2 separate regions of the Homo sapiens genome follow, and region 1 is linked to region 2. A link is a loop called in an ENCODE intact Hi-C map of the cell type or tissue named here. Cell type or tissue: PC-9. All regions are shown on one strand. Each heading gives the region's core, and the rest is flanking DNA. Links, peaks and the distances in the headings are about the cores only. Region 1 overlaps CNTN1 (contactin 1). Region 2 overlaps LRRK2 (leucine rich repeat kinase 2).

What was found. A loop is a pair of places that touch in the nucleus more often than their neighbours do. Peaks named below come from ENCODE experiments on the same cell type or tissue, not always from the same donor. Only the 100,000 strongest peaks of a DNase experiment are listed, where the experiment ranks them.
Region 1: a loop joins it to region 2, with 7 times the contacts of the local background. A loop is called at or near these places in 22 of 110 quality-filtered maps.

Annotation. Positions count from the first base shown.
Region 1 is chr12:40,918,908-40,924,301 of GRCh38, reverse strand. CNTN1 (contactin 1) reads right to left here. Exons shown (of 24, transcript NM_001843.4): 5 at 1,874-2,046. Among named protein-coding and RNA genes, the nearest start is that of CNTN1, 230 kb to the right of the region's middle. In PC-9, for the core only: CTCF peaks have their summits at 2,329 and 2,534 (motif pointing right); no DNase peak of the experiment used is centred there.
Region 2 is chr12:40,322,368-40,327,761 of GRCh38, reverse strand. LRRK2 (leucine rich repeat kinase 2) reads right to left here. Exons shown (of 51, transcript NM_198578.4): 37 at 5,252-5,394; 38 at 4,456-4,602. Among named protein-coding and RNA genes, the nearest start is that of MUC19, 68 kb to the left of the region's middle. In PC-9, for the core only: CTCF peaks have their summits at 2,030 and 2,231 (motif pointing left); a DNase peak (open chromatin) is centred at 2,191; H3K4me3 peaks cover 1,357 bases; H3K27ac peaks cover 619 bases.

The sequences.
Region 1 (5,394 bases), core at 144-5,143, 600 kb before region 2:
ATCACAAATATCCTGAAGACTTTTGTTTCAGACTTAGGGAGAATCTCAGTCAGGGTATCTGGAAATACAATGAAATCAGACAAACCAGGGACCTACCAAAGAAAGTAAGTAAGAAGGAATGACTTAGAGGAATGGACTCATTTGAAGGGTATTTCTCTTCCTGAGGGAGGGCTTGGATATCGGGAAGGAATAAGGGTGAAAGGCAGGACCCTCATTAGGGAACGTGAAAGTAACCAATCTCTTGCTCCTTCTCAAATTCTGGGTTTGTTTCAGTTCTAATTTTCTTTACTCTTTTCTATGTATTTGGAACTTACATTTCACTTGATTCCTTGATATTCTTCCAGTTCTTCATTTGTTTTACTGATACTCATTCTATTTTTTTCTGCCTCTCTTCCTGTTCCTAACCTGTGATCGGCACCCAAATTATAACATTGAATTGTTACTTTTCTCAGTATAAAGTGTATACCTCTGAAAATTCATCTATGCTAAGTGTTACTTTTTTGCAGAGGACTTTTCAAATCTACTTCTCTAGGCCTGGTGTCTTACTTGAATGCCATCCCTATCCTCAATAGCTTACTTGACATTTCAACTTGGATAACTCAATATCAAAATAACCTCTGCATGTGAAGCAACCATTTAAATGCTTCCTGCCATCCTTGAAATTGGTTTTTCTTGCTCCCATCCCATTATTAATGAGAACAGAATGTTTCTACCCTCTGACTAGACATAACTTGGAAAAAAAATGTACAGTCTTCTTTCCTTTTGTGCAATGCAACCTGTTAATTCTTTCCTTATGGTTAATGTATATTATTTACATTTCCACTCTCACCACACTAATTTAATCTTACTTCTCTTCCTGGACCTTTCTCATTCCCTCCTGATAAACCCTACCATGAAGGACTTCTTAAAACATTGTTTTCATCCTATAATTCATTTTGCAAAAGATTTAAGTGCTGACAAATCACATACTGGAGATCACCTGGTCCAACTCATCTCCCAATGTAAAATTTTCTTTCAAAACAACCTCTAATTTTTAGCTTAGCACAGTTTTTCATTATTAGCCCTAATTAAAAGAAATGTTTCATGTAATTTAAATTTAAAATAAATTAACTAAAATATAATTAAATTTATTCCTACTATTAGAAGTTAAATATTAGGGAATACAATATTGTCATATTGGGTTGATCTTTGAAGAGTCACAGACATTATGTTGCAATATGTGACATTTTCTTCCCCCAAAAGACAATTTTCACCCCCTTAGGGGTGATAGTGCCCCTTTGATAATACATGGCTTGTTGCTTCCATTGATGTCTTTTTTTTTTTTTTTTTTTTAAGGCAGAGTCTTGCTCTGTCATCAGGCTGGAATGCAGTGGCACAATCTCGGCTTACTGCAACCTCCGCCTCCCAGGTTCCATCAATTCTCCTGCCTCAGCCTCCCGAGTAGCTGGGATTACAGGCATGCACCACAACGCCCAGCTAATTTTTGTATTTTAAGTAGAGACAGGGTTTCACCATGTTGGCCAGGATGGTCTCGATCTCCTGACCTCATGATCCACCAGCCTCAGCCTCCCAAAGTGCTGGGATTACAGGTGTGAGCCACCGCGCCCAGCCTGATGCTAACTTTTAAAGAGTCATTCAAGATCCTCAGACGCTGGCCTTCCTTTATTTGACAACATCATCTTTCACTGTTTCAAGTGCATTCATAGTATGCCTTGTGGTGCTTTGTTGTCTCCATTACACAATTAGGGTCCACTCATCTTGTAAGATCCACCTCATCTATGATGCCTTCCTCTCACTATCCTTTCCTGATTGTTCTTCTTGCTGAACTCACCTAAACACGCTTGCCCTTTTTTAAAAGTTACAGTTTACTTACATCCAAAGCTCAGGGTTGCTTCAGTGCTTCTGACCATCCCGTAGTTATTAGATGCTAAACAGTAGTATATTCCAGCATCTTTCTGTTTGTCAGGGTTGTTGATAACAAGGTTTCCTCCTACCATACTGTATCGATCACTTGTGAGATCAACGTCCCCATTATTCATTCTCCATCTATGAGAAAAAGACACAAAGGTCATATCACAGGTCATGAGACCTAGAAACTCTACGGAGCTAACACAGTTCTAAAATAATTTGGGTACGGCTCCATGTGAAGTCAGACAATTAAGAATATGATTCAGGTGGTATTTCTTTGTACTCTATGATTCTGAGTCTCTAGGACCATAATTTGTAATTTAGCTCAAGTACAGACAAGGAAACATCAAAGTACATGACGTATTTTGTCTTTTTTTTGTGAGGTATCTCAAGTGACAAATATTTTGTTGAGTTTTTCTCCATAAATTGATTTCTTGGGATGTAATTGATAGCCATCTATGCACCAGTTAGATTCATACATATGCAGATATACTGTATAAAGTATTAAAAGCATTGTTCTACCATAAATAAAATACAAAATATCAATATCTGACTCTAAATTTCAAAGTAATTTTTCAATAAAACAAACTAATTGACAGTGGGTTCTGCTCAATAAGTGACATATTCTGACCACTAGAGGTCAGTCACACAATTTGAAAATGATAAAAGTCAGTTGGGTTTTTAAAAATTTATTCCGAGCCACAAATATACAAGTAAATCTGGATTTTCCTCAGCCTAGAGTTAGTGGTCACTTATGTCTTTTCTCATTACTCTAAGATTACTTTTAATAAAGTGAAAAAGAGGAACAATTCTTTTTCTCCCCAACCACATAATATCATAACAATATAAGACATGCTGCAGATAATCAGAGCATTAACTGATAGGGATAGTGTTATAAATAGACTGGAAACAGGGATCTAACTTTCTGATGTGATGATGAAAAGAATGCATGTAGAAAATAGTTCTCAACTAAGAGAACCAACTGTATAATTTTATAATCATTCTTTATCAGGGTTTATCCTTTAAAGTTCCATGTCCTCAGGAAAGTCATAAGCCTAGAGCTGTGGTCAAATCGCTCAAGTAGTAGTGGCTCGTGGCCACATCGCTCATTTCCTGGCCACTTCTAATTAGAGTAATAATCATGCCCAAAAGTCCTAATGACTTTAGAATATCTGTTGTCAAATCAAAGTTACTGGAACATTATTAGTTACAATTTTCGCAGTATAGGAGATAATTTAAAAGCAAGTATAGAAAACTGTGATTTTGCATTTTTAAAACTTACTAAATTACAATCCAATGAATAAAGCCTTCCTCTTCCCCCAGGTGATGGCAATATTGTCCCTGCCTGAACCATCTAGTGTTAAGTTGCTTAGCTCTTGTCAAGACAGTGGGTTTCTTTGTTGGGCAGCTCCAATTTTTGTAATTTCTCCCTCATTATATTGGTTCCAAATATTTGTTTATTATCTTACCTTCCTCCACATGGATCTGATTGTGCTTGTGACATCATATAAGGATTACCTTTTTCTGTCTTTGAAGAAGTTCACTGGTCTAGTTTCAGAAACATAGACTATTGCTACAATCCCTTTTAATACTTTTTTATTGTAATGCTTGTTTCTTTGGGGATGGGGGCAAGATAATGAAAGCCTCAAGGCTTATAAGTCAGAAGTAAAGTACCCTGTTGTACCTCTCAGGATGTTGCTATGAATAGCACGTTGTCCCAGAACATGCTACAAATATATAACTACTATATGAATGAAAAATTGGATGATTACCAAGGTTAGTATAATTTGTCCTGAAATTATGTACATTTTAAAAACTTTAAATGTTCTTTTCCATCAAACTATTTCCATCATGAGCTGATTTTTTTTCTGTTCTTTCCCCCCACTTTTTTTTTTCCTGTCAAATGCAGACTGTCTTCATAACAAGATTAAACATCTATCTGTCTTCTCCAGTTCTGTCTATTAGTGTATGGATAACCAGGCCAAACTCAAAGTGGGAATTTCAGTGCTGGGTGCAACCTGAGAGAGGCAGTTGGTGACTTACTGGCAAAGCAAAGCTTTGCTTTTTATTGTGCCTGTGGGGTGGGGGCATGGGGGCAGCAAGGAGAAGCATAGCCTTTTCCATGTTTCTAGAATGTTATCTGAGAGCAGCCCTTTCTTTTGGTTGCCTCTGTTCTAGCCTAGAGACTGATTTGCTAAGGTCCCTTGTGTGACTGTTAACAACAGAGTGTCACAGCATAAGTGTCACTGAAAGAGTTTTTGGGATTCTATCAATCTATCCAGATAGATAAATAATGAAAAAATTGCATACCTCATTGGAAGTCATAAAAACTGTGTTTCAGTCTTGGATCTGTGATTTACTAGTTCTTGAGCAAGCAAATTTACTTATTCAGGATTCAGCTTCCTCTCCTGTAAAATTTTCTTGGATTGGATCTCCTCTACAGATCCTATTAGTTCTACTATTCCATGTCAATGACAAATAGGCTCTCATTATATATGGCTTAAGGGTGGAAATAAGTCTAGCCCATCAAATATTTTGAGAACAAATGTGTTATTTATAATTTATAAAATACCTACTTATATCATATTTCCATGTATGAAATTGAAACGATAAAAATAATTTCAATGGGATGGTGATTTTGTATCTAAATTCACAATTTTATCTTAAGAATAATTTTGTGATTATAGCCAAAGGCAGGAAAAAACTGAGTACTGTTAGAATCAAATGGGTGGAAAGGGATATTCTCTTTTGTAAGAACTTTTTATAATAATAGAAAGTTACTTTTGTATCAAGGAAAAAATATTAAAATTAACTTTGTTGAGTGACAACTTTCAATTAAGTCAGGTGACATTAACACACTAGAGCCCCCAATTTCTCCATCAGTCACTTGTTTTGTCTTCATGGAACCATTGCACAGGTGAAATTTAAATCCACTGGCATTTGGTTGATTTTTGCATCTCATTCTTTGCATCAGATGAGAAACTGTTAGTATACTTTTATGACCCATCTGAAGCAGGAAAACTCATTGTTGCTTTTTATAAAGTTGTTTTAGATAGCATACATATGTAACCCAGAAAAATAGTAAGAGGTATGTTTATATAGATTTTCCTATAGGTAGAGACATTTAAGAAATTTGCTGTGTTGGGTGGAATATAGATATGAGACTGTTGAAAAATATGGTGCTTTCTACAGTTATTTGTGCAAGATCTTTAAATGTACTTAATATAAAAATTTATCCATATCTGTAGGTATGAGTTATGCAGGCCAGTACATAACAAAAACATTTTATCCTCAAATCTGTATATTTAAATTATGCATAATTTTATGTAACCATTCATGGGCCTAAAAACATGATTTCCATTATACAATTTATAAGTGGATAATGTCAAATGCCAGTAACATTATCTGTGCAAAAAATAGTAAGAGAATTATTTGCATATATTTAAGAAAATCTGCTATTTGAGCATTAGGCAACTTTTTTAATAG
Region 2 (5,394 bases), core at 277-5,276:
CACACCCATTTGGTGGCCTCAGAGCTTTCTGCTGAGTCCCAGGAGGCCTTCTGAGTTCCTTACTTCCAACTCATTCTCTCTCTCTTGCAAAATTAATTTTCCTATCATTCCACTTTGATTGTGTCACTCTCCTGTTCAGAAACAAATTATTCCGCGTTGCCTACTAAATCAAATCTAAATTCAGCTCCATAGTCATATAGTGGCCCCTAAATCCTTTTAAAGTTCTCCTCTTGTTCTACTTCTCATTCTCAAGGCTGGAGTTCAGTAGCTTTCCCTGCCCCAGTCCTGGCTGAATAGTACATCTGAGGAGCTTTTTAAAACGCTAATGTCTGGGTTCAAAGATTTTGATCTAATTAGTCCCAGGAGGAAATGGTCATTAGATTTTTTTCTTCTTTTAATTCTGTACTTAGTAGAATTAGTAATGAGCAGGTAAGGTTGAGAACAAGTGCTCTAGACAAACCGCAATAGCCAAAATTTCCTGAGCATGCTTTGTACCTTCAGGCCTCCATACCCTTGAAGAGCTCTGCTACTCCATCATCTCAATCCCCAAGGAGTTTGGAGGCCTGCCTCACAAACTGACCATGATCAGCCCCGTGGACTGTTACTCTCCACCGACATTTAGCAAATCCTGTTTGTACAATATTTATGGTTCTCATATAGTGCCTTGAAATGTAGTCACTTGATGGATATAAGTGAATACACACAAAACAGTCTATAAGGAAATATAGTAATTTTCAAGTGGTGAAATTACACATCTATGGAAAGCCTCTACCTATTTATTTTTTATATGTCTATAATGAGCATATATAATTATATTTTATGCTCAGAGAGAGTATATTAAAATAATTAACTTATTTGAGCATGTCTTGTATTTCTATTAGATTGTAAATATGTTAAAAGTATTATTTGCATCTTATCAGTCTTGGTATTCTCTCATTCTATCCCTCCAGTACTTAATATTTGACTTTTAAAAACCATTAGTTAGGATTGTTGGTATTGAGAGAGCTTCAGAGGGAACTGTTACATACTGGAATCAGAAATAGAATCGGGTAAACAGAAGAGGGAAAAGAGAAAGAAAGCAAGTAGAGGGGGAAGGGAGAGAATCGGTCGGAGAGATGGAAACATATAGATGCATCTTGTTCTGCCTCCCCTCAATCTGGACAACTATCAACAACAAAGAAAAATTGCAATGCAGCATAGAGAAGAAACATACTCTAGGGAGATACATCCAAATTTCAAGTTGGAGTAGGGACTTCTAGTTGTTTTTTTTTTCTTTTTTTTTTTCTTTTTTTTTTTGAGACAGAGTCTCGCTCTGTCGCCCGGGCTGGAGTGCAGTGGCGCGATCTCGGCTCACTGCAAGCTCCGCCTCCCAGGTTCATGCCATTTTCCTGACTCAGCCTCCCGAGTAGCTGGGACTACAGCCGCCCACACCACCACGCCTGGCTAATTTTTTGTATTTTTAGTAGAGATGGGGTTTCACCGTGTTAGCCAGGATGGTCTCGATCTCCTGACCTCATGATCCGCCCATCTCGGCCTCCCAAAGTGTTGAGATTACAGGCATGAGCCACTGCGCCCGGCAGAGATTTCTAATTTTTTAAAGCCCTTCTCTATTTGAGAATCGCCGCTGCATTAATATGGAGTATGGATTGTCATGTCTTTCAGGTGACTGAAAACAAAAATAAAGTTAAGGACTACTATTATGTATTTGTGACATCTAGGTTGGAAAGAAAATTGAAGGCAAGGAAATTTTCCTAACCCCTCAAATCACACCACTGAAGTGGAAATACCTGTCTTGGCTCTCCAGAAAAATAAATAGCTCCACAAAGAGGAAATGTACCCTGTGGCTTCTCAGACGCATGAACAGAATCCCATACATTTATATTTTAAAATATATTCACAAAACAAGTCTATTCATATCTATTAAGGTGGGTCGTATTACTCACTGCATAATAGTTACTGCTATCTTGGGAAAAAGAGTTACCAAAAGCCTGAATGCATTGCTGCCCTACAAATAAAAATGGAAAGAGGGAAAATTGAGAGAGGCATAACCTTCTCCAGATTACTCTAATATAAAGATGCTGGAGTCGCTACCTGTAAAATGTTTTTAGAAGGATACACCTAATTTGTTTAAATCACTGGTATTCAACCCCACCCCTTATCTTTGGCAACATCCGGAGACATTTTTGATTGTCACATCTGAGGGAAGGGGAGATACTACTGACATCTAGTGGATAGACAGAGATGCTGCCAAACATTCTGCAGTGCACAGGATGACCCTCGATAAGAAAGAGTTAGTTATCCAAGCCAAAATGGCAACAGCTCAAAGACTGAGAAACTCCTATCTAGACTGCTTTCTGTAAATGAACATGGGATTTATGGATTTATGGGACATGGGTCTAGAGAAGGGAGAGTAATCACAAACATTTTCCTATATGGGTAGCTAAACAGACTTTGCTTTTTTGTTTTTTGTTTTGTTTTGTTTTGAGACGCTCTGTCGCCTAGGCTGGAGTGCAGTGGCACAACCTCGGCTCACTGCAACCTCCGCCTCCCAGGTTCAAGCAATTCTCTGCCTCAGCCTCCCGAGTAGCTGAGATTACAGATGCCCACCACCACACCCAGTTAATTTTTTTGTATTTTTAGTAGAGATGAGGTTTCACCATCTTGGTCAGGCTGGTCTTCAACTCCTGACCTCGTGATACACCCACCTCGGCCTCCCAAAGTGCTGGGATTACAGGAGTGAGCTACTACACCTGGCCAACTAAACAGACTTTGTAAATGACGTTTCCACATACACTACTCAAAACGTGTCCATTCATCTGAAACACATTTTAATGCAGGAAAAAGAAATATTTTAGGGATCTGTGTCTGACAGTTTGGGATTTCTTCAGAGGAAGGATGCACCATGTCTGGTACTTTCCTGTATACCTTGAAGTCTGGGGTTAAGATGTAGGATTCAGCAAGGACAATTCAGCATTTTATGTTAACCCACTATTACTAATACATTAACTTCCTGAGTTCCAAAGCATTTAAATTCAACCTAAACTTCCCAATCAATGCCAATAAGAGGGGTATAAAGGAGTTTATTTAGCTTTAAATATCATGTCTCAAATTTTGGACAACTTTTTGCTAATAATATTATGTCCTGACTGACAGATCTTAGGCATTATTTCTGGGGTAATTTGATTAAAATTAAATGTATACACACAACAACAACAAAAACTAAACAAAGTAAGGTCAAAATTGTCTTCAAATGCTTTATATTAAATCAATCTAATGCATTTCATAGTTGTCCCAATGACTCTCAGGAATGTTTAAAACTTGAGTATGTCAGCCTACAGTTAATAATAACATACTGTATACTTGTAAATTGCTATGAGAGTAGATTTTAATAGTTCTCACCACATAAATATTTGAGATAATGTATATGTTAAATAGCTAAACTTCTCCATTCCACAACATATACATATATCAAAACATCATGTTGTACACCATAAATATATACAATTTTTACTTGTCAATTAAAAAAATTTGTACAAAGTATATCTTTTTTTAAAAATGATAACCGAGGAGCCAGACAGATCACAGCATCGCAGGTCTTGTAAAGACATTAGCTTTTATTCTGAGAGACATGAGAAACCACACATGTAATCTACAGAATGACATACAGTAACATATGTTGACTGTTTCTTTCCCAAAGTAGTTATAATGCATACACTTTTCATCTTCTGAAGTGTATGAGCATGTTTTAAAAACATCTTTTAGGCCCAAAAATCCATGTGCAGGAAGTCAAGATACAAATGAGAATATTGAAACATGGTTACCATGACTTCACCTTTTCTCAATGAGCACCTAAACATGCTACATGAATTCAATGATTTCCATCATACTCTACTGAAAATCACTGATTGAATTCACGGAACCAAGAAATGTAAATTGTTCAGCATATCAAAAAAAAAAAAAAAAGTATTTGAGTATGTCACCATGTAACACTTTTGACTTTAATTTCAAGGCTTTTAATGAATATTTCTATGAGAATTCAGCATTGTCACACTGAGTCATAAAACCCCTGCTATGGCTACACTGAGGTGTGCTTCCTTTACCTATTCTGTCATTTTATAAAATATGGCTGCTTCACTTAACTCACCTGAAAACTGTCTTATTTGCCTCCCATATCCCTGGCAATTAAGGCAAATACAAAGATATATTTCATAAATATTTCTGCTTCCATGATAATCTCATCCTCATCTTGATCCTAGTCTACATGATTATGTGCAAAACAAATTCCAGATCTGTAATATTATATTCCTTTAAAATATATCATTCCAAATACAAAAATTATAACAAATATATGAAGACAGTAAAATCTATGACAATATAATTATGAAATCTATTTTCTAAATTATAAGGAGAAAATTACATCCTAATTTTTATTCTCAAATTAACAAAAAGAATTACCTAGGAGAAACTCTGGAGCTTGTTCAAATTCCAACTCATCATTATTCAACATAATATTTCTAGGCAGGTCAGCCAAAATCAAGTCAGGGGCAATCTGAGATATTGGAATGGTGAGCCTTGGTTGATCTGGATTTACTAAGAGATCTCCTGAGAAGTAATAAAACATTTTTTAAATAAAAACAACATTTAAGGAGATACATAAATTTGTGGTTTTGATGTGAAAAAATAATGGAATATTTTCTATAATTTCTAATCCCTCCCTTTCTAACCAATCCTATATTTCTCTAGGAAATTTGAGAACATTTTAAAGATTCACTTAGTATCTATCTACTTGGAATTTTAAAAACTTATTCCTACGTTCACTTGTAGAATTCTGAACTGCTGCAGACTACCAGACATCTGACTAGAAAGTTATCTACTCTCTGCTTTTGCCACATTCATGAAGCTGCAGCTGTTATTATATGGCAGACATGTTGGTAAATTAGGTCCATGTATTGTCTATTTGAATCTTTATAACAGTTCTATGAGATAGATGTGGTTGGTATTCCGGTTTCACAGATGAGGTTATGTTGCTCAATAAGCCAGCATTCAAACCCTCAAATCAACATTTTCTGAATCTAGAATACAAGATTTTATTGGTAATAAATATAATTCAGTTTTCTGAACTGTCCCTATAATTGAATATACTATTTTTCAACTCATCCCTTATGGATAAGAATATTTACATTTATTAAAAGTCACTTCATAAGTATTGAAGGATCACTTAAAAGCATTTGTAAGTTGTATCAAAACATACCTTCCTCTGCTTTCTTCATCAAGTCATCAAGTAAGATTTTTTGATGTTCTTCACCATCATTAAAACTATATAATGCCCATTTCTTCAACAGAGTTTCTCCTTCACCACAAATATCAATCTCCAGCAACCCAGGAAACCATTCT